Regions from separate parts of the Mus musculus genome. Here regions 1, 3, 4, 5, 6 and 7 are each linked to region 2. The links are chromatin loops, found by intact Hi-C in ENCODE. Cell type or tissue: heart. All regions are shown on one strand.

Region 1 (4,000 bases), 170 kb after region 2:
GTTGCTACAGTTGAGACAGAATAGCTCTTTGAAACAGAGTAAGAGCAGGAGAGCAGTGTCCTTTCAGGGGGATGAAAGGCACCAGATGCAAAAGCTGAGAGTGTGCTGGAGGGACCTATGTGGCTACTCTGAGAGAATGCTGAATGGCTCTCTCCCAAGCAATAATAAAAAAAAAAATCATTAGTATTTTGTTCTTTCTTAGAAGGTGTCTGGAGAGTCATGTGACCAGGCAACCATCTTGAGAGAATTGTTCACTTTCTAAGAAGCCTTTTAGCTGGAAAGTAGAAAGCAAATGGCTTCAAGACTGAGCCCTAGTATACTTGGAATCTTCAAATAGACACTTCATTGCAACCAAATTGATTCTGCCGTTTAATGCAGCTTTTGCACATCTCTAACATCTCTCTCGGTAGAGAGTTTGGGGGAGGAAAAGTAGGGGCAACAGGTATAACTTTACCACGGCGTCTTCTCTCTGCCCATGCTAGTTTATCTGCTGATGTCAGACCAGCCCTTGGGGGTGTATTCAGACCAGACATTGGGGGTGTATTAGCCAGATGCCATGAGTGCTTTAACTGGTGGCAGCACTTGGGTTCATTTTAGCAAACGATTCCTTTTTACTTTCTTATACTATTTAACTAAGTCAGAAGGACAGCCACATACTTCAGCAGCTATGGATTCAGGCACACGTTAACACCATGAAAGGAGAGCAAATAAACCCCTCCCTTGTATTTTACAAACTCTATGACAATGACCAAAATAATACCAAAGAATACCTTCTTCCTCAACCCCATCCCACGTTAGGCTCAACATAATGATGCCCGGGGGTGAGGAGACTCTGCAAAGACAACATTTGGGTCTTTCCATCTCCTCCCTTCTATCGGTCCCCTCCTGCTCACAATTAAAACAGACTACTGAGTTTACATCATCCCAGGTGTGTTATTCTTTATGACATTCCACAACTGGACCGTCAGAGCTAAACATTCATTATGAACTTTTTATTCCTCTTCTTCTTTTTTTTTTCTTTTCTTTTTTCTTTTTATAAGGCAACATGAGACACATTTGCTTCAGGGCTGGAAGTAGAAATGACTCCATGCACCCAATGGCTGTTATCTTGTGACTTCAAAGACACCAGGAAACATAACAAAAGGGGTCATGTCTGAGTGCACTGGAGGAACCATAGTCTTGGGTGGCTTGGGATGGGGATAAGGATGGGTGAAGCCACATTGCATTCCCAATGGTCTCTATTTGTCTAGGTACCTGGAGATGACAATGACAGCCAACAGAAACCCAGCCAGAGCTAGATAAGGCAACAAAAAAGCTCCAATCTCTTCTCCAAGTAAACAAAATGTGTACAGTATATTATTTTCTTGAAAAGTACCCCAGAAGAAGCAACATAAGAGGGAAGGGGCCCCTCTCTACACACACCCACACTCCCCCCCTTCCACAGTGAATCAGTCTCTCCCTCGAAAATACACACACACACACACACACACACACACCTCTTCACATGGGAGTGTACTGTGTACATACATACAGGACCAGGCTCCCCTCAAGACACCTGGCAGCCTGCCCAGGAGAGGAGGGATGGGATAAGGCAAGGGGAGAAAACAACAGGGCCTGTCTCTGGAACAAAACCAACAGAGCCTTGGGTTGTGAAGTGCTTAGGGGCGGGTCTCTTCTGGGATTCCAGATGCAGCATTAGAGTTGGTTTAAAATCATTAGAAAAAAGCGGGGCGGGGAGGGGAGAAAGGAATAAAAGAGAGAAGATTAAAAAGGAAAGAAGAAAAGGAAAAAAAATAATGATTAAAAACAAACAATATCAGAGCAAAGAGAAACCGGAACCAAGAACCACAGAGAATGGTGTGGGGTACATGAGAGCGCTCAGGGTTGGGGACCCTGGAGAGAGATGTCTGAGGGTTCACACAGAGACTAGGCGAGGAGAAAAAAAGTGCAAAATCGAGGCAACGTGTTTGCAGTCTTTCTTGGGTTTTTTTTGGGGGGGCGCTGTTCCTGCTTCGGCCCTCAGCAGTGCGAGCCCCGCTCTTGCTCTAGCTTAATGGTTAGGGTGGGCTCGACCGCCAGAGGGGCCCCGTTGGTGTAGTGGGAGGTTTTGTAGGTGATGGAGTGATCGGTCTTCTTGGCCGCATAGCGGAACCGGTGGTAGTGGAGCACCAGGGCCAGGACGACGGAGGCCAGCACCAGCACGGCGCCCCCGGCCGCCATAACGTAATACCAGTAGGCTGGGATGGGCTGCACGGGCACCGTGTCCACTGTGGGCTCGGTCCCTGGCGGGAGGGTGCCCCCTGGGGGAGAGACACAGAGAGTGTTGCTAGGCTGAGAGCATGCGGACTCATAAAAAAAAATCAATTAAAAAAATAAAGAAAAAAAATAAAGAAAAGAAAGAGAGAAACACACATGCTTTGGGTCATACAGCAGGGATCCAGGGACTCAGGCGGTACTCGGCCTTCATATATACCAAGCCGTTTATTATCTGCAATCTCTTCGCTGGTCCCTTTATGCATCAGGTACTTTAACCCACTGTACAGATGAGGAAACAGGCTCACAGAGGTTCAATCGACAATTGCTGCTCACCTGGTAGTAAATATGTCTCAACCAAGAGTCCTACCCTTACATAGCTTTCTTTATTATTTAATCAGAATTACTTTACCATGTGTCAAAGCATTATAATTTTTTCTCTCATCTCTCTCTTCCTTTCTCTCTCTCTCTCTCTCTCTCTCTCTCTCACACACACACACACACACACACACATACACACACACACACACACACACTTCCACGCACACACACCACATACACACAATGATACTGCAGTATCTGCTGGAATTCAGATTGGTGAATTCTTCAAGTGGGTGGAAAAGCCATATTTGGTGTGGCTGGCCAGAATTCTCAACAATGTATTAATTAGGCTGGCTAGACTTGAAGGTAAATTCCACTTTGGTTTGCCAAGGTTTCTGTGCCCATTGAAATCAGCTTGGTCTTGTCTAAACAGGTCAATTACTACTGTCAAGCAATGACTAACCCGTCTTCATTTTTTTTTTAAACTGGATGGAGGATTTTAAAAGCAGATTGGATAAGGAGTTGCAGGGGGAAAAAAAGATATGAGCACAAAGCAATAAAGGAGTGTGAGAGCGAGGGACACCGAGCGAGGGAGCCTCATTCTTAACCGTGGAAAAGAGCGGGGAGAAGCTGGGGGTGGGGAGATTTAGGAGGCAACCGAGTTTACTGGCCAGCCTCTGGTTGCCATGGAGACGCTGTAGTAGAGTTTCGCTCAGGGTAACTCAGGGGAAAGACTGAATTGACTCCCACTCCATGCAAAACAGTGCTACAACTTGATTCTCCCAAGGATTTACATCAGATGAGAATCTGGCCCAGAAAGGGACTAAGGCGGTTTTGAGCTTGCCAAAGGCAGACATGATCTTTACTTCTGAAAAAGCCGATGTATGCTTAACCTATGAGAAATGCTTCTCGAGCTGCGGGCACCATGGGCGGATGGCTAAAACGTGCTTCCCTTACTTACAGGGTGTGCCGGAAGAGGGACAGATGAGCTGCCTATTCACAGCATCTGTTTGTGGACCCACCTTTGCTCACCACGCAGGCAGGGCCCCCGGCTACCTTTCTTCTCTCCACCCCCACACCCCCACCAGACTTAGAGCTCCTGAAGCAGAGGAAGCCAAGACTCAGCCTCCACCGAGGAGGACATGCAGTGAAGGTGCCCTGTAAATGCCTTATGAAGCAACTGCTGACCCGAGGCCCACACCCCCAGTTCTCAATTTCTCCCGACCCCACAGCCTGGTCCCCAGATAGCTGAGTAGTATGTCAGATCTCATGTCTCCTCAGAAGTGAGAGAAAAATGAGAGAATGTTTCTTAGAAAATCTGATGAAGCCTGCCCATCTTGCTAGTTCTGAATTACTGCTTCCGTCAATTTGGGGATCCCCTTCCGTCAGGGTGCAGTTTCACCTTGTAGACCACCAAAAGTCCTCC
Region 2 (4,000 bases):
GCTGGACTTCCAGATAAGGAGGCTGGACTTCCGGATAAGGAGGCTGGACTGTCCTTTAGCCGACATGGGAGAAGGATGGCAAACTGATCATCTTTGGCTAAATAATGTTCATTTTTTAATTTTTTTTCTTCCAACATAGACATTATGTGTTCACATTCATTGTAATGATCAGCCTTCTAGGGGGGCAGCCTCCTGTGTAAACATTTACGTGTTTCTTTTTCCTAGAAGGCTGGAGTGAGACATTTTTAATTAAACACACACCTTCAATAAATGAGGTATTTATTTACAGTGGGAGTCATAGTGCAGGGGATATTACTTATAGTATGTCTTTAATATTACATACTATGCATTTCTGGGAGGGCACTGCAATATTTCTAGACTCTGTATCTTCCAGGTAAAGAACATCCCTAGACTCTTTGTATAGAACTGCTTATGGAAGCTGGAAACATTAATATCGGGGGTTCAGTTCCGAATCCTTCTCGGATTCATTTGCCCTTCAGTTCATTTTTTCTTTTCTCCCAACCAGGCTTTAGGAAGCTTAGCTCTCTGCACGCTGGGCACAAGTCTGCCATATCAGCTTCTTACCAGCAGAGCCTCTCCTATACAGTTGACCACAATCCACATCCACTTTGTAAATGCCTTGGCATTCAGAACACATATACATTTTATTGAATTTCCCTGTATTATGGCTTTTCCACTGGGGGATTGAGAGGCTAATTCAGAGCCATATGATTACAGGAAGATGTGTGAGAAAAGCAATGGGGGATACTATTCTATAAGGTCCACTGGGCCCAAACAAGGAATCCATATGTTTCCATTTCCCTAATAGGCAGAGAAAATAAAAAAAACAAAGCGGCCTAGAGACACACACACCTGCATAAGCAGCGAAGCAGAAGTAACCTATAAACACATGCAAGGCGGCTCTCAAATAATCCCATCTGCATTTTATTGAAAGGAATCTTTGAAAAGGAGAGAGAGAAAGTACAGTTTACAAGAATCATGGTATAAATCCTGCCACGGTGCCAAATGCTAAAAGCATCGGAGCCTGGGCAGGAGGGAGAGATCCATTCATTCATTGCCCCTAGAAAATAGGCATCCAGGCCAGCCACATAGCTCACGCGCCCCGTGGGATTTACACCTCTGACTGACTGATGGCACGAATCACCTTGGAGTGATTGCTTCTATATCGAATGTTCCTTTATGGCGTAGATGCTTTCTCATTGCGACTCAGCTCAATTCCATTCTGCCTGCCTCTTTGGGACACTTTGCATGAGAGATGCGGGAGAGGGTAATGTTGTGTTTGTGGGTTTCCTCTGGTACATTTCAGGACTGATTTACCCTTCAGCTGGAAGCACAGGGAAATTCCATCATTCCCACCTCAAGCAAATCCCAAGTCAAGTGCACGCCCCAGGCCCCAGGAAAGGACCCTACAGTTTTCTGCTTTCTGAACTGTTATTGTTGTCTCAAGACTCCTTAGGGGCACACACACATCTGCGTGCCTCTACCCCTGCTCCTCGCCTTCCTCTCCTTTTCCTCCTGTCTTTCATTTTCTACTCTCTCCTTTCCTTCTTCTCCCAGCTATTCCTCCATCTTCCTTCTTCTTTTGTGGGAAAATAATTCCTCACAGGATGTTTGTTCTCGCCAAGACTGGCATTAACATGAGCTTTGGGCAGCTAAGTTTCAAGGTTTGTTTGTTTGTTCGTTTGTTTTAACTTCTGTATCTCTTCCTCTTAGCCTTGCTGGATTTCCTTCTAGGGCTGTCCAGCTTTCCAGGATCTCTCTCTCTCTCTCTCTCTCTCCAAACAAAACCCCATTAAATGACTATCTTGTGTTTATCTTGTGTGTATGTACATGTGCCTCAGCAATTTCCACCTTGTGAGCCCGAGGCTCAAACTCAGGTCTTCAGGTTTGGTGGCAAGCACCTTTGCTTGCTGAGCCCTCTTCTGGCCCCCTCTCAGGGCTTTTTGTTTACACTTGCAGTTGTATGTTGTAGAGCTCATTCCTGGGACTGTGCCTGTGTCACCCAGGACCTCTTACGTAAACCCTCGGATTATCTGAACTGACTATGATGGGGTAGGACATCTGAGAGAACAGGGTTTGAGACTGCCCCAGGGTTTCAACTACACAAACACCATCCACCAAACAAAAGCACAAGCCAGGCCCTGGTGTTCCTGCTGACACACACTAGGTGGCATTCCAGGCTCACACACTGAAGGGAGGAGATGAGGTCAGGCTGCCTTCCCTGCCGCAAGCCAGCCACAGAACTTCAAAGCTGGCAAGCCAGGTCTGTGTGTCTCAGGGGTGCCTTGTTTCCACGCCCCAGCCCCCCTCCCCCCGTTTTTTCATATCCCTGCCTTGTGGGCCTGTCAGGGGTTGCTTCAGGATGACGGAGGGCATAGAGTGGTCTGGCAAGAAAGATTTCAAGAAATGTTAGTTGTGCCTCCAGACCAGTTCAAAAGCAGGGAGGGTACTGTGAAACACTTCTCCACATAGGTTTCGACCCATTTGGAGGAGACTTTCTACAAACTGAATAATATAAACAAACAAATAAACAATTAAATCCAATAACTTGCTTTGGGGAAGGTGATTATGGGAGGATGGGCATGAACGGGGCTCGTATTTGAAGCCTGGGTTCTGAGTTCACTTTTTTACAGCACCTGGACAGGAGGCTTCACCTCCTAACCTCAGTGCCTGCCTCTGTAAATGGGAGAGTAATAAGAACAAACCCAAACCAGCGAATATGACCTTTTCCCATCTCCAGCCCTCAGTTACAGGCTGTCACTCTATCCTGCCTTCGTTTCTTTCCTCTCTTCGGCCTTTACAAAACCACCTTTGTGAGTTTGGTTAACTATTGGCATTTCCTAGGCTCAAGACACACCCATCAGTTCTCCTGTGGTTGAACTAGATATTCTCATGAGCTTTCTCTCAGCGAGATCAACTCCTTGGGGGTTCTGCTTTGTGTCCTGAGTCTGGGACTCCAGGGACACACGTCCACACAGATCTCCCAAGGATGTTGTGGACTCAGCATGCTCCAGCCAGACCTGACAGCCAATGCCCTCTCTACCCCGGGCTTCAGACAGTCTTGCTTTCCCAGACACATCTATTGCTACTAGGTTTCAAAGGGCAGTCCTGGCATCAATATGGCCTTCTTTGCCTTCACTCCCCACAGCCCAGAGGTCCTGAAGAGCTGTTGGTCTTCATAACCATCTCCCACATTCCTGTAGTCACCCAGGTGTGTTTTCCATACCTCCAGCCTTTTAACCTCTGCCACACTTCTATCCCCTCTGCAACTGGAGTTACAAAGAATTTTCTAGAATGTGGATTTACCAGAGTCACTACTTTAAAACCTGTTGTGATTTTAGTGATAAAAGCCAAACTCCTTGCCTAGGTGTGAAGTCTGGTACCTTGAACTCTTGTGACATAGTCCCCTGTTCCTCCAAACCAAGAGCCTGGATCCTCTGCTGTGTTCGGCCCTTCTTGATAGGTAGAGGGACATAGCTCAGGCATTAGGACGTGAGGGCTCTTCACCATGCTGTCCATCACACTACATGGCTATTTTCTTGGTTGTCTCCTGATGTGTTGTTCTTCCTGCAGAGGTGAGAGTTCCCAGACCTCTCCTCTCTGGAGCCAGTACAGTGCTTGACACACTTTATGAGCTTCTAGGGTCAGTCACCCCAGAGTACCATGAATGGCCTAGGTACCAGTGAGAGACACTGTGAAGGGAACATGCTGTTGTTAGGTAGAATATCCAATGTGGGAATGGAAAGCTGAGTTAGACCTGGAGCCTGCCCTCAAGGGAAACACATCTAACAACCATTCTACCATATAATGAACCATGGACCCAGAGATCTTTCAGGCTGAAGTCAGGTCATGTTACAGCTTCCCTATTTACCACTGCTTAGCTCATTTCATGCCTGGAAACCATTGAGAAGGTCTTTTTGTTTCTCTTGGATCAGCCTTGGTCTCAAAGGACACCGATGCCTCCACACAAGTAGCTGAC
Region 3 (4,000 bases), 1.9 Mb after region 2:
CCGCTAGTATGTGCCCCTTAACCAAACCCACCACATTTGATTTTTCTCTTCAGATTCAGACTTTAGAGTCTGTTTCTTTTAATTTTCAATTAAAATCAGAAATACATTCATGTAGATTTTCTTATCTAGAAAATATCCAGTGATAGAAGGTGGACCAGAATGTACTGGATGGCTTTGGTGCTCTGACTCACTCAGACCCAGCACTAGAGAATTACATCCCAGGGATCCTAACTCCTTCAGGTCAGTTGCTTCAGTATTCTAGTCTGATACTAGACTAGACTAGAGTAGACTAGACTAGACTAGACTAGACTAGACTAGACAAATACTAGACAAAGACTAGACTAGTAACCCCAGGAGACCCCACACTGTGGACTGCCAGTCCATGTTCTCCTCACTCTCCTATGCAATCACCATTAGCTAAGATTCCCTCATTCTGTAACACTTCATCTTACACAGTATACATAGTCTCCTGTCTTGAAGTGATGCAGAATCAAGCTCCCTACAAAGTATGTTTCTTAAACAACAATCTTTCCCTAGAGCTATTAGAGAAAGCAAAGCCCCGATGACACCTTCTTCCCTCTGGAGCTGCAAGAATAAACTGTTGTTTTAGGCTACCACACCTGTGGTAATTTATCGTAGCCACCCTATGAAATTAACTCAGTTTATCAAGGAGATTAAGTACAGGCAGACAAGTCAAAGACGCTGAGCACCTTCTCCTGGAATAGGAAGACAGAGGAGCTGACATCAAGGTTCCTTCAGTGTGGGAAGTCATTGCAAAGCTGTGTTCTTCTAATGCACATGAATGTCAGTGTTGGTGTGCAGGGCAGATGATGGTGGTAACATTACCATGGTGACTATGTTTGTTATTAAGATAATCAGAAAAGGAACAGGAGGGAACAAAAGAAGGAAGGGGATTGTAAAGAAGAGAATGGTTTTAGAACTAACCAGTACCCCCAGAGCTCGTGTCTCTAGCTGCATATATAGCAGAAAATGGCCTAGTCAGCCATCATTGGGAAGAGAGGCCCCTTGGTCTTGCAAACTTGATATATGCCCCAGTACAGGGGAACGCCAGGGCCAAGAAGTGGGAGTGGGCGGGTAGGGGAGTGGCAGGGGAGGGTATGAGGGACTTTTGGGATAGCATTTGAAATGTAAATAAAGAAAATATCTAATCAAAAAATATTTTTTAAAATCCTCACAATATAAAAAGAGAGAGAGAGAGAGAAGAATTCCTATGACTTTGTATCTCTGATCTGAGTCAAAGTCAACGGAGAATAGAACAGTCACATCTGCCTCTGCTACATAAAACAATAGTAGGCAACTTGATGACTATTTATGGCTAATTACTTTCTTGGCACATAATAATAATTAAGTGTTTCTATCAATGTTAGGTGTAAGTTACTGTTAAATTTATTTGACCAAAGATTTAAACTCTATATAAACAGCCTATAAACAAGGACTTCCACAACACAGCCATTAGCTCACAGTCTAAAAGAGACACACAAAAGCTGTCTGCAGCATTGCTCTCTGCCATTTAAATAAGCATCGAAAAATTGCATGATATGTATGTTACTCACGAACTGTAAAATGTAGACAGGATTTGAAAATAAGAGTTAGGAGAAATTAAGCACATTCCAAACCAAAGCAAGCATTTAAAGAAGGCATCAAGTCCACAGTGATGCTGTGTGGCCCTCTCTATGTAATATTCCTGGCCCCAAATAAAAGTGGCACGTGTTCAACAGAGGAACGTTAAGCTTTCTTTGGCAATACCCCTGACTTGACTGGGCTTTAAAAAAAAAACAAAAAAACAAACAAAAAAAAAAAACAAAAACAAAAAAAAAAACTATTTGTAGGTAATGCGTGCTCTCTGGTTTATATACCATTTCTACCTGCAAAATAAGATCCCTTTTCATGCTCAAACCAAAACATGAGAGAAATATCCTGTTAGTGGATGTCCTGTGTAATTATTGGGACTCAACTGAATGTGGCCATTTCTATTTTGAAACCATGAACACAGTCTCCCAGTTTTCTTCCCCATGAATCACTGGATTTTTGTTGTTGTTGTTTAATGACCAGTCTGGGTTTAAACAAAATGGAATTTGTTCTCAGAGATATTTGAAACTAAAATAGGAAGTCGTCGTTATTGGTTTATTGGTTTATAACCAGATTCTTTCCTGTCGAGAATTGTTTTAAACACGTAGCAGGGAAACGCGGGTCCAAGATGGGGCGTTGGTGCCCTCTGGAGGAAGAAAGGGCAAGGTGGAGGAAAGGGAAAGTTGAATGAAGCAGACAGAAGCCAGGAGAATCCTCACATGAGTTCCGAGTCACATAAATCCCATCTATCTCTAAGGACAATTCAGTTCTCCCTGGGAGGTAGCCAAGAAGCTTTCTGCATTTTTTTTCCAGCACAAATACACATATTGTAATATTTATAAGTACAGGGTGCCTTGCTCCCACTCTTTATGTACTGTGTGTTTCCCAAGGTAATGCCATCTCCGGCAACAGTGTCTCACTGTGTTGTCATGGCTCTCAATTAAGAGTGATATTAGACAATGAAGTCCACACTGTCTCTCTGCCACTGTGTTTGCTATCCAATCATATTGGCCGTACCTGAGCACCACAAGCCTCGAAGAGCTCCACCCAGCTCACTCAGGTCCTCCACTTCTTTTTACTGTGCCTTCTTCTAACTAAGCACATTTGATAATTTCACTTCTTTTTTTCTCGTTACTCACTTCTGCCAAATATCTAATCACTTGTCTTACACTTCGTTGAACTCAATCCAGGTTTCTGCCTAATTCTGATTCCAAGATTATGAACTTAGAGTCTTTTTTTTTTTAATGTAAAAGAACTAGAATTGCCCTAAAACACCCGTATCAGTGGTTGTGATTCAGTGAGGTTGTGGTCTCCATGCTCAGACCAGTACCTATGAAATGACTACAGTCAGTAGACATTCGTCACTTGTTAGCAATCGTTTCCTCTCTGGCTCTTGCAAGCATCTTAACAGGTGAAACAGAGGACTATGCTTGCGTCTGCACAGGCAAGTTCACTGTGTACGTAAACCCTACAGAGGCAGGATGCCAGGCAAGGTCAAACATGCAGACTGCACATTTCCCCCAGTTACCACCATTCAAGTTCACCATCCTGGCAGGACCTGTCTCAGTATGGGCCCAAGGGTTCCGCTGCTAAGAACACTCTGCAAACTCTCTACCCTCTTCCGTAAGGGGCAAAGAGAGACAGCTCTTCCAAGAGTGCAACTGCCCTTCCCACTGATTCTGTTAATGAACCCTGGAGAATCGCATGTTAGCCAGTGTGTGCTATTGGCTATTTTGTTGGCGCTCAATTCTGGATTCTCAAAGAAGAAAGAACAGGGCAATCGGCCCCCACCCTGAAGCCGCCTTAAATCTTTTAGTGGTTGTGATTCACTGGGTTTGAATGCAGCACAAAATGAACTTCCGCCATATTGTTACTTATGACAGCATCATCGCCCACAGAGTTGACTGCTTGAATGATTAGAAAAGATCCCATTTTTCTTGCTAACAAATAAGATCCATATTTTTAGGTGTGACCTCTCCTTTCCCAGTATATTTTAGACTGTTGCCTGTATGACTTATCCTGAGGGTTGTATAAATGCATATCAGATCAGGATATTGTAAAAAGGATACTCAGGGCTGCTTTTGCTTTGTATCAGAGGTATTTGGGGCAGCTAGCCAAAAAGGGCAGAACAGCCACCTTCCAGAATATTCCCAGTGTCCAACTGCCCATCTGTTTCTCATAAAACCCACAAAAGCAAGAAGGTTCTTCTTTTGCCTCAGGTGGCAAATTAGATTACACAGGCATCCTTGGGGTTGAGAATACAGCCAAGTGTAAATGAAATTTTAACTTACACAGGACGTGCATGGATAAGAATGTGGCAGGGGGTTAGGGCCTGTTTTCTTTTTAAAAGGATCTATTGTTATTGTTTAATCATTTCTCTGGTTCAAGCACATAAATTCAAAGGATCCAA
Region 4 (4,000 bases), 240 kb after region 2:
CTTCAGAGTGCCACCCTTGCACATTCCCTCTTGCTGACTGACTCCTCTAGGGTCAGTATAGGCAGCTCCTCTTCCAGGGAGCCTCCCCGGGTCTTCCAGCCTAAGCTGGACCTGGGTACTGTGGACTCAGATAACAGTCTCCCATCAAGTCACAGTGGGGACATGCAGTGTGAGGGAGGGGGAGGCAGACAGCATGAGATTAAAGAAGGGCAGACTGGAAAGTAGGGCTCAAATCCTTACCCAGGCCCTTCAGAGGACAGGACCTGAGGGTCACTTGCTTAAGCCGTCTGAGAGCACGATTCTTCATTTGTGTGTGTCGGAGGAGCTATTTCATATGCTTTCCTGTCTATTGAGACAAAGACAGAAAATTGCCAACCCACTGCCAGGCTCAGACGTACTGTGCCAGCTGGGACAGTTTGACCTCACCACCTCCTACTCTGGAGTCCCAAAATCTATCAGGTCAAAGGGTACAATTTACTAACCCCATGTATTTCCAAAACTGGCCATCAAGTTTGGCAATAATAGGTGCTTTTAAGCACTTCCTGGGCACAGAGTGAACGGCCTATGGCCATTTGGCTGGTGACAGACCCAAGTCTGAGTAGTTAGTGACATGTATAGCCCAGATCCCATCATCTTTGTCCTTCCTTTGTAATCTCAGATGGAAGAATGGGGAAACCCTGACCTGCCCACTTTCCAACACAATTTATACCACAGTTCATATCACGGATGCCTTGGTGCAATCGGTGACAAGACATCAATAAAAGAAGTATGTGCACACACCTGCTGAGTTCTCTCGCAGGCTCGTTTCTGCAGTTCATAGTCTGGGTATGGGGTCTGTGCCATTGGAGAGCGTGAGATCATCACACTGGAACAGACAGTGTGATTGAGGTGGCTTGGAGCAGGAGCCAATAAAGGGCAAGGAGACAAACCCTGGGGAAACATGGGTAGAGAAGGAGGTACAGCCCATGCCACGGGAGCTCAGGGAGACTTCATACGGGTGGAAGAGCTATGTTTGGTTGCTGGGAATGTTGGCTGTTTGCTGAGCACAGGGAAGCGCTGACTGCTCGTCATGAAGGGACCAGCTTACTGAGGTCTGGTTTCTTGCCCCTGCTTAGCCTCATGGTTAATTTATCAACCCAGGATCTTCTAAGATTTAGAGGGACCCTCTGTGGTAAGTAAACACAAGCACATTTTGTTTAGCTAGGACAGTTGGCAAGAGGCCCATACCCATATCCAGAATGTAGGGGACTGAGAGGATCAGAAGAAACAGGAGTCTAAACCAACGCTGAGAACTATGGGTGCTGTGTTACGCTCAGTCGGGGTGAGAGTCAATCTCCAGGCAGTCCTTACTCTGTCGTGGCCTTGGCTGAACGAAGCAAGTAAGAAATGGTAGCCTTGAATTTACACGGACTTAGGGTTGAAATCTTGAACCCCAGGACCTAATCTTTGGCATAGACAGCAAAGATCTTCTACGGCAAAATTGATACATATGAAAAATAAAGGCAAGTCAGAAGAGGGAGGCTGTATGAGGAAGGATACTCATAAGAATTGAAAGCAAGAAGTACGAGGAGAAAATAGTCTCGAGTTTCCCATGACAGAGGCATTTAACGAGCTTGCTAACTTACTGTGGTAACACAAACTAGACACAGCAAAGTACTTGTTATCATGGTTTGGGGGACTTAAGATGTTTAAAAGCTCAACAAAAATTCAAATGTAGACTGAGGAGATGGCTCTGCGGCGAGCCCAGTTCACAGCACAGCCATTCAAAAGCTCACAACTGCTTGTTAGCTGTGGCTTCAGGGGAATCTGGCGCCCTCTTCTGGGCTTTGCCGGTACTGCATTCAAGTGCATCCATCCTCAAGAGCCAATCAGATCCAAAGAGGACATTGATCGGCCTTCATCGTGCACGAAGGAGTGAAGTCTAGAATTACCATCCTAAATCATCAAGAACAAAAAATGACTCTCCTCAACGTTTGTTGGTTTTGTTTAAGAAAACATGGAAGTGAGGCTTTAAAATGTTCAGGACTTCCACGGAGGGACTCTGCCCGGAGAGATTGTTCCTCAATGGGCTTCACTTTGACAGGAATGAGGTAGTTTTGTTCTGAATCTACGTAGACTTACTTGTGAGGTGGCCTAAGAAATGTATGTTCACAACTTCCTAGTTTTCAAATTTCCCCAAGATATTTTCAAGATACCTATCTGCTACATACTTGTTCTTTCTAGGAACTAGGTCTTGATTTTAGTTACCTTTGATTGGACCTCTACAATGGGTGTGTGTGTGTGTGTGTGTGTGTGTGTGTGTGTGTGTAAGCACATGCACACCAAGCCTGCTTGAAGACTGGTGAGTAAGTTGTATAGGACAGCATGTTGGTGAATGTTTTTAAGAGTTCATACAGTTCACAGTTTAGAAGTGGAAAAATACCCAGTCTTGTGTGTATGTTTCTAAAACCATAACGCTGAACCCTCTGGCTGATGACTCAAGCGAATGGCTTCTCTCTGTCTGCCAAGGCAGCAGCCTCCTGGTATCTTCTGCTCCCAGGGGGATGAAGTGACTTCTTTCTGTTTGCCCAGACAGCCCTGAGTCCTGTCTTTCTGTCCCTTGACACAGGTAGCTGTCAATGCCACAACGGCCTTTGCTTCTGCCTGTAGCTGCTCCCCAGTCCCCAGGACAGCATGCTGGTGCTTAGGGGTTGGTTCCCTGTGGATAGCCCAAGGGAGGAGGCAGGCAAAGCTAAGAGAAAGGGTGGCTTCGGATTGCACTGGCACAGAACGGCTGACGCTTGTGAGTGAAATTTTCCAAGCAGACAGCAAGATTCAGTGGAACAAAATGAACAAGCGGTGGTCAGGAAAAGATCTGTCTGGGGGTTGCCTTGACCTTCTGGAATGGAGACTTTAAGGTACAGAGAGGAAAAGGCTTAGGTACCACAGACCAGAATAATCTTCCCTATAAGGGCCCTGGTCTTAGGTCAGAGGGCCATTTTTTTTGTAGTTCATTTCATGCAGAGAAAGCAGAAGAGACAACTCGGGCAGGCATGTAGGCTGTACCCTTTCATTTCCTCTTTCTTCTCCAAGCTATTGCTCACTCAGAGATGGGCAGCAGAGGCAATTTTCTGTTGGGAGAGGTACCTGCTTCATAAACTTTGAGGTAAAACAATTGAGCATGTCCCCAAAATGCGAAGAAAGAGGGGACGGATTTCCTTTGATAGCAAATGCTATTTAAAAAAAAATGCAGCGTGGAAAAGAAGGAGTCAAAAAGAGTGTAAGAACAAGAAAAACCTTCCAGGATTTAATGAGATGAAGTGTTCCTTTCTCAAGAAAGTAAATCGGGCAAGCCCCTTGTTCTGCATGCAAATGAGGGCAAGTGGGACCAGATACGGCCTTCTAAATATAAAAATTAATGAGAGAGACAGAGGATGGGGTGTGGGGGAGCGGTGGCGGGGTGGGTGAGGACCGAGAGCGAGGGTAAGTGGGCCTAGAGGAGCCTTGCAGACAATTTGACACTAGGGGGAAATAGATTCCAGAAAGATTTTCTTTCTGACCTCTGTGACCTTTTAGGCTGCAGCCAGCAGCAAGGATGAGGCATGTGGAGAAAAACAGGAAGCTAGTTAGGAAGGCCTGAGAAGCCGGGAAGAGAGCCTGTAACTTGCCTGTTTCCTCTCTTCAGACTCCAGCAAAGGTGAGGTATGAGTCCTTCTGCTCCACACCAAGTTCTGCAGCCCTGTGGGTTGGATCCCGGGGCTGCAGAGTGCGTCCCTAGCCTTTTACTCTACACAATATATCTGGGGCTTTGCTCATTGCTGTCTGAATCCAACCTTCTAAAAAGCAAGGCCCCTTTCCCCTGTCATAGTGAATATCCATAAAATGGCCTCTTAGCAATTTCCCCTCGAGATTGCACTGGGATCAGCAGAACCGAATTTGGCCCTCTGTCCGGAGAGGTGCTTAGTCAAGTTCCTCTGAGCCCGCTCTCAAGCACTCTGTGCATTATGTCTCAGTTGATGCC
Region 5 (4,000 bases), 1.8 Mb after region 2:
AAAGCACCGGGAAGATGCAAAGTCAAACCTCAGTGAGGGGCCACCTATCAAAACAAAAGACAGCAAGTGTTATAGGGAGAGAGAGAGACCAAGGAACCCTTGTGCGACATTGGTAGGATTACAAGTTAGCATAGCCATTATGGAAAACGGTGGAGAAGTTTCTCAAAACAAACAAACAAACAAACAAACAAACACAGAAACTGCAACCATATATGATCCAAAACATCCCATTTCCAGATCTAAAAATGGAAATGAAATCTGTCAATCAGACCTCTGCAGTCTCTAGTTCACTGCTGAACTGTTCACAATAAGCAAGATCTAGAAGCAACCAACACATACATTGACAGATAGAGGATAAAGAAAATGTGACATGTGCGCGTGCGAGTGCACACACGCACACACACGCACACACACACACAGGTGGGGGTGGGGGAGGGGAGAGAACATTCTGCTATTCTCAGCCACACAGGTGAAACCAGAAAGCAATGTGTTAGCTGCAGCACAGAGAGACGACTGGTATATGGCTCTGTTTACGTGTGGAACGTAAAAGAACAATCTCACGGAAGCAAAGAGGAGAGTGGAAGTGTAGTGCCAGGATAAAGGTGAGGGGCAGAAAAGTAGTCCCGAAGATCAGAGGAAAAGTTAGGCAGCAGAAATAAGTTCTGAAAATGCATTGTACAGTGTGATTGCTGTAATTAATAGATCTTAAATGTTAGTGTGTGGGGGCGGATAACTGTGTTAACTAGCTTGAGTGTATGGTCAACTTACATTGTGTACGTACATTTATATCTAGTGTACATCTTACATATTACAATGTTTGTCAGTTATTCCTCAGTAAGGCTGGGAAATCATACAAAGAGCATGCATGATAAGGGTAAAATTCATCAAGATATGCATGATATTTCCTTTACTGTGACTTTAATCCCCAGAGGTGCTGAAATTCTGAGTTCTTCAAACCACCCTTTAGGGACCGTGCCTAATTTCCTTATCGGTTCCATATGTTTAGTAATGTGGTCCCAGGGGTTGGGAATCAGCATTCCTTGGTCACCCCGTTTCCCTGGCTTCCAAAAGTTCAGAGTCAACCGGAGATGAATGTTAGCATCCTGGTTTGCAAGTTTCTCTGGGTCCTCAGAGACCACTTGCTCGCCGACTTTTCTCAATGGCTTCATCTTGTTAAATTCCTTGAATGATTTTGCAGGGGCCCAGAGAGCCCTGGGAGGTACTTCATACTTATGAAAGTCATCTCTGTACAGCTCCCCCTCCCCCATTATTCACTCAACAGTCCCAGTTAGCACATGGGCATCAGAATGGTGTAACAGAATGAACTAGCTGGTTTTGAAGCCTGCCTCTAATTCCAGAGGCCCCTGGGTAGGTTCTTTAGCTTCCATGGCCTTGCCTATAAAATGAACCAATTACTTCTTAAGGTCAAGGTTTTGAACTGATTAAAGAAAATGGCATACCTTAGCAAGGAGCTCTAGTCAAAGTAGACACATACACACACACACACACACACACACACACACCCCAATTCTCTGTGTAGTGGGAAGAGACAGAGACAGAGAGATCAATAAGCAAGACAAGCACTAGGAAATGCTAAGTTGCTGTATGCCAGTGAATGTGTGCTCTAAGAGTCTTATGAAGTGGAGACCAGCTAAGCTGGTATCTACAGAGAAGGGATGGCCAAAGCAAGGATAGACCTCCACTGGAGGATGGTTAGATGGGGCATCTGCTACTAGGAAACAAACTCCTTTTGCCTCTGGTTATGAAACACCACAAACATTTTGGGGGACAAACATGCTTTTTCCCGTTTGGACTTCCTGGGCATTTAAAGGCCTTACAGGATACCAGCCAAATAGCCATAATAGACATAGAGTTACGACTCCCTGCACCACAGCTGTAAGGAAACAGAGTGTGGTATGTGCCCGGCTGGGTTTGCGGGACCACGTTTTACATTTTCCTCTTCTCCGATCTGTGGCTTCAAGAGGTGCAGTGGTTACGGTGAGATAAAAAATTCTCAGCTGCTGATATCAGCGGAAATGATTAGAAGGGGGTGGGGCAAGGCAGAAGTCATCTTTTAGTTCAAATTGTTGTAAATCAGACCAGAAAACTGGGCTATACATTATGCTTTTGTTACTCTGAGAGTTAAATTACAAGGAAATGAACTGTGCATAATAATTTCCTCACGTCACCGACTTTCCTGCTTCTCTGCTAATGCGTTTGCCTCCAAAGCTGGTTAATGCAAAGAGCCATCTCTGGGCCAACAGTGCCCCCTAGTGCCTGGTTTCTGCAAGGTGGCTGCAGGGGGCGGGCAGACTGGAGGCAACCTCCTGAACAAAGAGGCATCTGCCTTATACACGTTGACCTGGTATCTCCAGTTTTCGGTATCAATAAAGGACAGTACTATTTCTCACAGATATCTTTGTCAGTTTGTTAGTACCTACACAGCCAAAGCTGGGGAATCACAGACCGCACCAGAAATTCTCTCATCTAAAGAGTGAATAAATGCAAATATGCATCATGACATATTTGGTGAAAGAAAAAAGAAGCAGCTAATGTGGGTATCCCTGCCTGTTCTCACCAGTCCACTCACCGATTGAGCTCTCCATGTTTTTTCAGTTCCATTTTCGAAGGGGGAACAACCCCGGTATGGCAGCCCTGCCTCCTCCACCCTTCCTCCCAAAGGCCTGGCTGAATTCCTGCAGAGCAGAGGGAACAACCCTGATTGTTCCCTGGACCTGCAAAGCCTTTGACTGGGATTTTTTTCCCCCTCAAACCAAAGCATTTTTTTTTTCTTACATCAGAGATTCAACTAGAGAACTCATAAAGTGGCTTCCAACCGGCTGGTCTTAAACAGCAACAGAAAATAGTCTCATTTAAGTACTTTCTCCCCAGCCTCTCTGAGTCTGAAAGGTGACTTAGGAGGCAGGACAGAACAAGTCTGCCTTCTGTCGATTGCCCTTTGATTATAACGATGGACACAGAGAGCTGTTCATGCCCAGAGCACTCCCTGGCACACACATACACATTGCCTCCTTTCATCTATTAAATGGACAAGGTTGGGAGGTGGCATTACCATGTGACTTCAAATTACTCTAAGCTAACTCTTCTTTCCCCTTTCTGGCCCCAGCTCAGGTGGGACCAAGTACAAGTGACTACCGCCTAGATGGTCTTGTCACATTTCAAAGCCTAATGTCCTATTACACACACACACACACACACACACACACACACACACACACACACACAGGGAAAGCCTGGGAAAGCTTGCTTGCTGGGAGTGCATAGGTTCCAGGCTCTGGGTTCTTGATAGGTCTGGAGTCAGTATGCATAAACTCTGGAGTAGGGAGAGGCACCTGTGGGTTGGAATCCAGACACCAGCAAGCAGATGAAGGCGCAGCATTTAAGTGTTACCTATGGGCTTAGCCACTGACAGGATCTCAGCAGAATTTATGGAGAGCCTCATTCATTGTAACAGCAATAGGCTCCATTTTAATGAATCCCCTTGGTAGTATAGTCATCACTCAGACAGGAACAACTGTTATATAGGTCTGTGCACCCTTTCGTTGACCTTTGAGCCTTCCAGCCGAAACCAAATCCTCCCCATCCTCTCCCCCAGTTGCACAAAAAATTTCATATTTAAAATGAGTCAATGTGTGTCCAGATTAGAGTACCATGGGGGTGGGAAGAGAGTAGAGCAGCCGTGAGCCCAGAGTCCAGTGAGGAAGGTAAGTGGGTTTAGTTGGAGGCACGATTCCCTTCATAAATAGCATGAAATAGAATTTCATGTAACAAATTAATGTGTGTGTGATTTTTTTTTTCTCAAAGCGAGTGCTTTGTTTCTGAGAGTGCACAAGGCACCGCATGCTGCGGTTGCTATGGTAATTACTAGCCTCTGTTGAATAGGGACGAGAGGGGTTACATAGAAAAGAGCCAACTGGTGAAAGTGCGCGTTAGAGTGAATCAACCCACTTATTTGTAAAAGGTTGCAAGAGGTACTCGA
Region 6 (4,000 bases), 1.0 Mb after region 2:
AGCTAGAGGGCACTTTCCTCTTCACTTTAGGCCTCAGAAAGCTTTGGAGGCCAGGGAAAGGGTAGTCCTAAAATCTAACTGAAGATCCTGTCAAGGGCTTTGAAGACAATGTAGGTGGTCACTCAACCCCCAGTGAGACCCTGGAGGATTCTCTCTGGACAGGTTTTTCCTGGTCACTCTGCAGGGGAGTCCTTGGTGAATGAGGTGTTCACAAGCTAAAGATGTGCTCTGTGGCTCATAGAAGGCGCCCCCTTTTTAAATCTCACTTTAAAACTGTCAGACTCAATCCTCTTTTTATATACCTCCAGTAAGATGTGATTAACTTTGTACAAATGGTAATGAGGGTGAGGGGTTGGAGGTAAAGCACTTGTTTAGCATGTAGGCTGGGTTCCACACAAACACTGGTAAAAACCAAACCAAGCTAAACAGAAGCTCTTCTAAATGGATCAAGAATTTCTCTGTGAATCAAACTTCCCCAAGAGACCATTGAGAAGGCAACACCAGGAGGAGATGTGCCCTCTTGAAGCCCAGTGCACACACAGACAAAGTCAATACAGAAGACATAACATTCTGCAACATTTAAAAAAGTATGACTGGGAACAGAGGATAATGGTTATTGGGACTAAGGCTCCTGCTTGAGGCAAACAGTAATGTACAGATAGGGTCACACTGCTTAATGATTTAAAGTGGATCTGGAATAAACCAGCTGCTTATGAATGGATTACGAGGGCTGGAGAAATGGCTCACTGGGCTGGAGAAATGGCTCACTGGGTTAAGGCACGAGCTGCCTAAACCTGGTAATCTGAGTTTGAGCTCCAGGCCCAATGTGGTGGAAGGAGACAACCAACTCCAACAATTTGTCTTCTTTCATGACCACACACATACACACACAAGCAAGTAAATAAATAAGTAAACAAACAAATAAATAATTGGAATTTTGAAAGAGGAAAGAGAAAAGCACTGCGTATAGGTAGGAAGGTATTCTGAAGAGTGAAGAGTGAATAGAAACACAGATCCAAGAGTCAGATGGGAATCCCGTTTCTCCTTTTACTAGCTGCATGATCTCAAACCAGGGGCCCTGGCTCTCTGAGCCCATTTCCTTGTCTGCTAAAATGGGTCTAACAGCTTGTAACTGCATTTTATTGCTGCAAGGATGGAATGGCATCCAAGTGTTCTATAGGGAAAAAGTCAAAGCATGAAGCCTAGTAAAATTGTGTGTGAAGGAGGAGCAGGGCAGCTTCAGCAAGAGCTGGACCCTGAAGCGTGTCAGTTTGTGGATACATGCTCCTTATCCGTGCTTCATCCACTCGGTCTTCTGAGTGCAAGATCCCTGTTTATCCAGTACATAATTACAAGATTCCTATAAAGTGAGCACAATGACCTCATCAAAGTCAGCACATGACCTTCACCGGCTGTCCCAACAGCTAGTACACAGGGTGACATCAGTCTGGGCATATTCCACAGGATTCTAACGCATGGAAAGACAAAGGACCAAAGCTGTACAGCTGGCTCAGTACAGAGCTGGGGAGGGAAGCAAAACAACCATCCACAAAAACAATAACAGCATTTCCTCTCATTGTGATACATTTCCACATTGTTAGATATATGTTCTATACTATATTATGGATCTAATCATACCTACCTGTAATAATCTATACGTATAAAATTTTGCAGGTGAATGTGAAATAATTTCCATGTGTTCCTTTTTGATCACTTGCTGTGTTATCAAGATGTCTGAGATTACTTTTAGAAGAAGAAGAAAAAGAGAACAAAAATAACTACACTTCTAATAACAAAAATATTTAACCTGGTTTGAAGTCAACACTGTTTTCTGGTTTTGTTGTGGTCTGGGGAATTTTTATTTTCATTTCTTTTTTGAGCAGCTCCCAAACAAATGATAATTACAAAACTGCAATTATCTGTCCATTTTAATGACTGTGTTAAAAGTCCACACTCTCTTGAAAAGGAAAGGGCAAGAAGGCTTTCCAGTGGCATTTGTCTCCTAACACCACAAGAAGGCATTGTATGCATTTACAGAAGATCTTGTAGCTCCATCTAGCTCCAGCAGACGGAACTTGGGGAATATAGAATTACACCCTACAGAGAGAATAGAACAGAGGAGGGAAATCGGGACAGGCCAACAAGAAACTACACAAGAACCAAGTTTGTGAGTGCAGGGAATTTGTCAATTAACACTGATTAAAAAGAATACTCATTAGTTAATTGACAGTTGATTTTTTCTAAATAAAGAAGTCAGTCCTGTCATCATTCCTTGCCTTTTAGCATCTCATTTTTTAAAAATAGGACCCATAATGTGAGGCGGGATCCAAACTGAACATTTTCTTCCCACTGAAATGTTCTTCCTCCTCACACATTTAAGCACTGAGTTCTGCCTAGAGCTCCAGAAAACCAAGAAGTACCTTCTTAAAGTGAAAGTGATGGATGAAGCAGGAGCTGTTGCAGAAATACCCCATGGTTGGTGTTTTTTGATTTGAACGTAGCTTGTTTTACATTGTTTATAGCCTACAGTAAATCAAACAGAACAGCTTACAAATTGCTCCAAAGGGGTGTAATTTAAAATATAATTACAAATTCATGAAAAACCTATAAATATATCTTTAATCTGAAAATACAAAAATAAACAGTAAAATACTAAGTGATTAGTTAGGAAAATAACTATGGGCCTAAAATTAAGATACAGAGGAAGTATATACACTTGCAAGAGAGAACTTTTTCAAGTCAATTCCCATCAGATTCTGTATCAGCACATTAAGCGGGGATTTACAGCTGATAGTGTGAAATGAAATGACAACGTAATTCCTGTGTTTTGTTACAATGTCTGCAAACATTTTTAAATGTTTTAATAGTAGAAAGCTAATCTTCCATTTCTCTAAATGTCATTTGATGTTGTAAAGATCAAAACAAACCCCCATAATCCCTGTAGCCAAAACAAATGGGTATTTAATTCAGTTTAACTAGATTCCGGTTAAATATTAAGGAGCATTGTGTCCACATCCTTCCTTCCTTTGAGACAGTCATTTTGAACTTCACTTTCCTCAACTGGCGTGCAGTTGCACATTGCTTTCATAGAGCACAGGAGCATGCCGCCTGTTTTGTTGTTCTTGAAAATGCTTCAACTTAACGATTAATCTCCAAGATTTAGCAAATGACTCCAACCAGGATGGTTCTGGCTTGAAATCCCTACACTGAGCACTACCCTCATATGTGGGACAGAATTAAGACCACATACCTCCTGGCTTAATGAGAGGATCAAAAGTCTAGTTCTAGGCTAGATCTTCCCAGACTGTCAGCCCCTCCCTGTCCTGCTATGTCAAAGCCTACTGGGCAAGCTCTGTAGAAGCCTCCAGGAGAACCCTGAGAAGCATTCAGATGAATTAAGCAGCAGCATCTTTTACCTTCAGCTAGGGATACTCTGAGTTATAGTTACAGTAAGAGGTATTTTGGTAGTTATCCAGTTAATTGTCATGCTTTACACTTTATTTGGCCTGGAGCCTGACAATATACTTAACTTCCTTGCTTCCCAAAGTAAGAGGGCTTTCTCTGCCACCCCAGGCAAGGTGCTCATTTGAGGAGACTTGCAAGTGAGAACAAGGAAAAGAGAGAGAAAGAGAAATGACAAAATGCCACCAACAGAAAACAGAAGCTGTGTTCTAACAGCATGGCCAGGAAATTGTAGGAAGAGTTGGAGGGGTGAGGTCGAGGGCCCGGCACCCCACTCTCATCTGAGCTGTAGTCTTATCAGTATGTGTCCTGATAAACAATGGCAAATAGAACAGAAAAAGGGACAAAGGGAGACTGATCATTTATAGCCCTCATGAAAACAGGAACATATCCTGGTGTTTATATTGAAAATATCACACATACACACACACATACTCTCTCTCTCTCTCTCTCTCTCTCTCTGTCACACACACACACACACACACACACACACACACACACACACACACACAAACACACCTTTACATATCCCACATAC
Region 7 (4,000 bases), 1.8 Mb after region 2:
ACATCCCAAACTGGTGTATCCGGGAAGAGCAGGGCTCTTGCTGGGATGGGAGACAGTAATTGTTTTTTAGCATGACAGATAAGACACTCTGGCTTCTGCAGATCCCTTACAACTGGGAAACAACTGTTCTCAATGTCGATACTAAGATACTAAGTATTTAAATGTGGGCTTTCGGAGGAAGGCTTCCTTTCTCCCTGCCTGCCTGCCTGCTGTTCCTGCAGGACTACTTTCGAGTACGAATGTCCTTCTCTCACAGTTTTACACTCAAGTAGTACAAACATAGCCAATCTTAGGAGGATTTGAATATAATTAAATCAGTCCATTAAACTGGTAAGTGTGTGTGTGTGTGTGTGTGTGTGTGTGTGTGTGTGTGTGCTCACGCGCGCCCCCCACCCCCACCCCGTGCCTATCTTGAGGCCAAAGGTCAACCCAGGGTATCATTCCTCAGCAACTTTCTATCTCATTTTGGCCTGGAACTTGTCAATTAGACTAAGCTGGTTGGTCAGTCAGTACCAGGGTCCTCCTGTCTCTACCTCCACAGTGCAGGGATTAAGGGCACTGAAGCCTCTCCCCAGCCCTCAGCCCATCACTAAGAACCTTCTGAGGGATTATAGGGACCAGCCTGTGACTGGACTGGGTTCCGTGACTGGCGGATAATAAACTCTAAGAGTGCAATTCGAGAATTGCAAAGGAGCAAGAAGGCAGAAGCTAGTGAAAGACGTTATGTGATGGCAATTATAAACAGACTGTTCCCTCTGAGGTTGTACACAGAGCAGTCCCTCCTTGGGTGTTCCCATTGCCAGCTGCAGTCAAGTGGATCCACAGATGTACTATCCTTAAGCGGGAACCCATCTCCCCCAACCCCACCCCCACCCCCCGGCAGTGCAGATCCCACCTGGTGATCACCCTCTATAGTGATCCATCTAGTATCTCACTAGCTGGGCTGACAAATATTTAACCTACAGGGAAGGACATTTAAGGAGATACATCTCTAGCTTCTCCTCCTCGAGACCCAAATGAGATTCTTGAAAACATCAGACAAAACAGTTCTCAGAATAACGTTGCCTTCAGAGAGGGATTTCCCCCTCTATTTCCCCTCCCACTTTTGTAGAGTCCAGCTGTCTTTCTCACCCCCCACATCTCTACCTCCACCCCTCCCCAGCAAACTCTGGAAAAACAGTAGTAACTAACATTTGTGCCTTTGGCAATAAAACCACAGGCCTTGCAAACCCCAAATGGCAAAAAGACATTTCCATTCCAATCCCAGTTTTAAATTAAACTGTAATGAAAAATCAGCAGTGGCAGCTGGGACCAGAGACACTGATTGTCTCTAGGAACAAAAAGGAGGGGTGCGGGGCCGGGGATAGGAGAAAGAAAAGAGACCGCAAGTCAGCCTCGCTCTGGCAATAAAGCATCTGGTAAACCTTCAAGTATAAAGAAATTAGAAAAACAAATCTACTACTGAGACAAGCCAAGATGGCTGTTTCCCTCCGCAATCACAGCGAGGCGGATCACAAATCACCCTCCACTTTATCAATGGACAAGGAGGGTGAGGGGAGGCGAAAGAAATGCGCAGGCCTGTAGTGACACCTGGAGGAAGATGAGGGTAATTCTTTGGGGGGGGCGCTTCCCCGCCCCCACTCTCGCAGGGTCTGCGGATTTAGGCTCTTTCAGGAACCCCAAGCATCAAGGAGACCCCTCAGGGCTTCAAGGGAAAATAAGAGGGGCATCACTGCCTTCTTATTCTTTACATATGAACAAATTGCTTTTAGGAAAAGAACATCGACTTCAACTGGAGTTTTCCACCCAGTAATTTGAGTACTTGAGTAAACTGAACCCAATCCCGCTGTTTTAACTTTTTTTTTTTTTAAATTCAAAATCAGAATGAGATGAGATGAGCTCCGGTCTAGAAAATTTTTATTTTATAGCTTTCCAAAACTTGCAAATTCTATAGATCCTCCAGTATATACTTTCTATTTTCTGAATATCTGTGATGGGAAGAATAGAGGGTGGGGAGAATCTGTACTAACTGTACGAACCAAAGATGCTCCCAAGAGAAGGGGTTCTGAACTGGAGAGTGAGTGGGTTTGTGATAAATACAAATTCAGGACTGTGAAACCCGTGTTATAGCCTTATTTTGTTCTCAGGAGTTTTGTGTGATCTTTTGAAATTGGTAACAGTTTTCTAAAAGCCACAAAATACACGTAGGCGGTCACATGACTGTAGATATTCACAGAACAACCATGGGTAGATAGCTTGGAGCAGGGATGACAGATATCCCTCGATCCTTCCGGGAATTCTCCCACAGAGAAAAATAATCAGATAAAACTTACAATGTGATTGCCTGTTTATACATCTGAAGAAATTTCTTTATAGAAAGAACAGTTGCTGTGACCAGAAATATACAAGAACATTAAAAAACAAAAAGTATGGCCTGGCCTGGCATGGTGGTGTCCAGGGGTGGGGTGGGGTAAAGGGGGCGGGAGGAGCAGAGGCCTATGGATCTCCGAATGTTCCAGGAGAGCCAGAGCTACTTAGCCCTATCTCAAAACTGTACCAGAAAAGAGGTCAGAAGCAGCATGAAGCAACAGTGTAAAAGGAATCTAGTATTTAAGTGGAACGCCCTGCAGAAAGCTCCAATTGTTTATTTTACCTAATTAATGTTGGTTTTAATGCACCTGGTATGTAGCGCCGAGCGTGGGCACACAAACTCTGGGTAGCACCTTAGTGGAAATTCCACTTGCTCACTCGCTCCACCCTGGAAGCCTGAACTAACAACCCATCATCCCCGGTGGATCACACCACACACACCCATCCCAACTCCACCCCTACCCCGCAACTATCGTAGATCTGGCTAATGGATGCAACACCCAGCAGATCCGGCTAACACGTATTGACTTACCCAAGGAGAACTGCAGCCTTACTATAGCTATTGCTCTCTCTGTCTCTCTTTTATTATCAGATCGTTTTCAGTATTGATATTTATTATTTTAAATTATTTGTCTGTGCCTGGAGGGCAGAGGTATTGGGTTCTCTGACAAGTTACAGGCAGCAGTGTGCTGCCTCCTGCCTAGTGTGGATGCTGGAAGCTTAGCTCCGGTCCTCTGGAAGATCAGTGTGTGCTCTTAGCCTCAGAGACATGAGGCTTTTCAAATGTTGGTCTTTGTTTTATCTACAAATAGTTAAACAAAACAAATGGCTTCTTATGACTGAGTCCCAGTGGCTTCCACCCCTGTCTTAGGGTCTAGTATCTCTGCCTCCCACGGTTTGGTTTCTCTGTTTCTCACTTTCTCTTCCCGCCTCCTTTTTCCTGCCTTACTCTTGATCTCTGAGCTCTAATGAGGCACAGTCAGAGGAAAATATTCAACCTCTTTAAGAAGTTTGGATACTCAACATTGTAAATCTTCTTAAGAAATTGAACAATAAGAATATTTTATTTCATGGTGAAAGCATGAAATAAACACATACAGATTTTTCCCTCAATAAGCTTTTCCCCATCAGTTTTTGCTATGAGCCACCACACACACACACACACACACACACACACACACACACACACACCACTCTACTGATGGTTTCGGTATGCGTAGTAGAGCCTCCTTTAGCTAATGACTGTGAAAAAAAATAACATAATATTTTAGTGATGTTTCCTGAAATGGAACTATAAAAGACCTACTGTGTACTTCAAGGCTCTGATTTTTGGAGTTTGTTTTACCTTTGTTGGTTTTTGAGGGGAGGGTGTTGGCCATTGAACAAATAAACAAACCACTACATTCATCAAATGTTTCTTTGCACTACTACACTACATAAACATGTCAATAAATCCTCACCAGCTAAACTCCCACTATGTTAGAAAATATTTACACAGGGTGTGAAGTGTGGGATCAGGTCTGGTGGTGGTGGTAGAGATGCGGAAGGCATTTAAAAGGGACAAGGGCAAGGTGGGAAGATGGCTCAGTCAGCAGGTGCTTGCTTGCAAGGTTGAGGACTTGAATCGGAT

What was found. A loop is a pair of places that touch in the nucleus more often than their neighbours do. Peaks named below come from ENCODE experiments on the same cell type or tissue, not always from the same donor. Only the 100,000 strongest peaks of a DNase experiment are listed, where the experiment ranks them.
Region 1: a loop joins it to region 2, with 6 times the contacts of the local background. A loop is called at or near these places in 15 of 42 quality-filtered maps.
Region 3: it touches region 2 in a loop (4-fold over the local background); 5 of 42 quality-filtered maps call a loop at or near these places.
Region 4: it touches region 2 in a loop (3-fold over the local background); 2 of 42 quality-filtered maps call a loop at or near these places.
Region 5: it touches region 2 in a loop (11-fold over the local background); 13 of 42 quality-filtered maps call a loop at or near these places.
Region 6: a loop joins it to region 2, with 2.3 times the contacts of the local background. A loop is called at or near these places in 5 of 42 quality-filtered maps.
Region 7: it touches region 2 in a loop (8-fold over the local background); 9 of 42 quality-filtered maps call a loop at or near these places.

The regions. Positions count from the first base shown.
Region 1 is chr1:62,794,009-62,798,008 of GRCm38, reverse strand. All of the region lies in intron 15 of Nrp2 (neuropilin 2), which reads right to left. 4930487H11Rik (RIKEN cDNA 4930487H11 gene) reads left to right here and starts at 3,277. Exons shown (of 3, transcript NR_040601.1): 1 at 3,277-3,456; 2 at 3,538-3,613. In heart, a CTCF peak has its summit at 2,311 (motif pointing left); DNase peaks (open chromatin) are centred at 1,578 and 2,180; H3K4me3 peaks cover 1,354 bases; H3K27ac peaks cover 1,279 bases.
Region 2 is chr1:62,962,691-62,966,690 of GRCm38, reverse strand. No RefSeq gene overlaps it. Among named protein-coding and RNA genes, the nearest start is that of Gm35252, 8.1 kb to the right of the region's middle. In heart, a CTCF peak has its summit at 2,176 (motif pointing right); no DNase peak of the experiment used is centred here; H3K4me3 peaks cover 12 bases; H3K27ac peaks cover 356 bases; H3K27me3 peaks cover 539 bases.
Region 3 is chr1:61,053,581-61,057,580 of GRCm38, reverse strand. No RefSeq gene overlaps it. Among named protein-coding and RNA genes, the nearest start is that of Icos, 78 kb to the right of the region's middle. In heart, a CTCF peak has its summit at 2,243 (motif pointing left); no DNase peak of the experiment used is centred here; H3K4me3 peaks cover 316 bases.
Region 4 is chr1:62,720,546-62,724,545 of GRCm38, reverse strand. The region is part of intron 2 of Nrp2 (neuropilin 2); the gene reads right to left. Among named protein-coding and RNA genes, the nearest start is that of Gm29083, 4.4 kb to the right of the region's middle. In heart, a CTCF peak has its summit at 1,824 (motif pointing left); a DNase peak (open chromatin) is centred at 3,635; H3K27ac peaks cover 1,936 bases.
Region 5 is chr1:61,179,568-61,183,567 of GRCm38, reverse strand. No RefSeq gene overlaps it. Among named protein-coding and RNA genes, the nearest start is that of 9530026F06Rik, 200 kb to the left of the region's middle. In heart, a CTCF peak has its summit at 2,274 (motif pointing left); a DNase peak (open chromatin) is centred at 2,267; H3K4me3 peaks cover 538 bases; H3K27ac peaks cover 913 bases; H3K27me3 peaks cover 444 bases.
Region 6 is chr1:61,923,220-61,927,219 of GRCm38, reverse strand. All of the region lies in intron 2 of Pard3b (par-3 family cell polarity regulator beta), which reads right to left. Among named protein-coding and RNA genes, the nearest start is that of Pard3bos1, 60 kb to the right of the region's middle. In heart, a CTCF peak has its summit at 2,056 (motif pointing right); no DNase peak of the experiment used is centred here.
Region 7 is chr1:61,136,965-61,140,964 of GRCm38, reverse strand. No RefSeq gene overlaps it. Among named protein-coding and RNA genes, the nearest start is that of Icos, 160 kb to the right of the region's middle. In heart, a CTCF peak has its summit at 1,595 (motif pointing left); a DNase peak (open chromatin) is centred at 1,504; H3K4me3 peaks cover 650 bases; H3K27ac peaks cover 1,504 bases.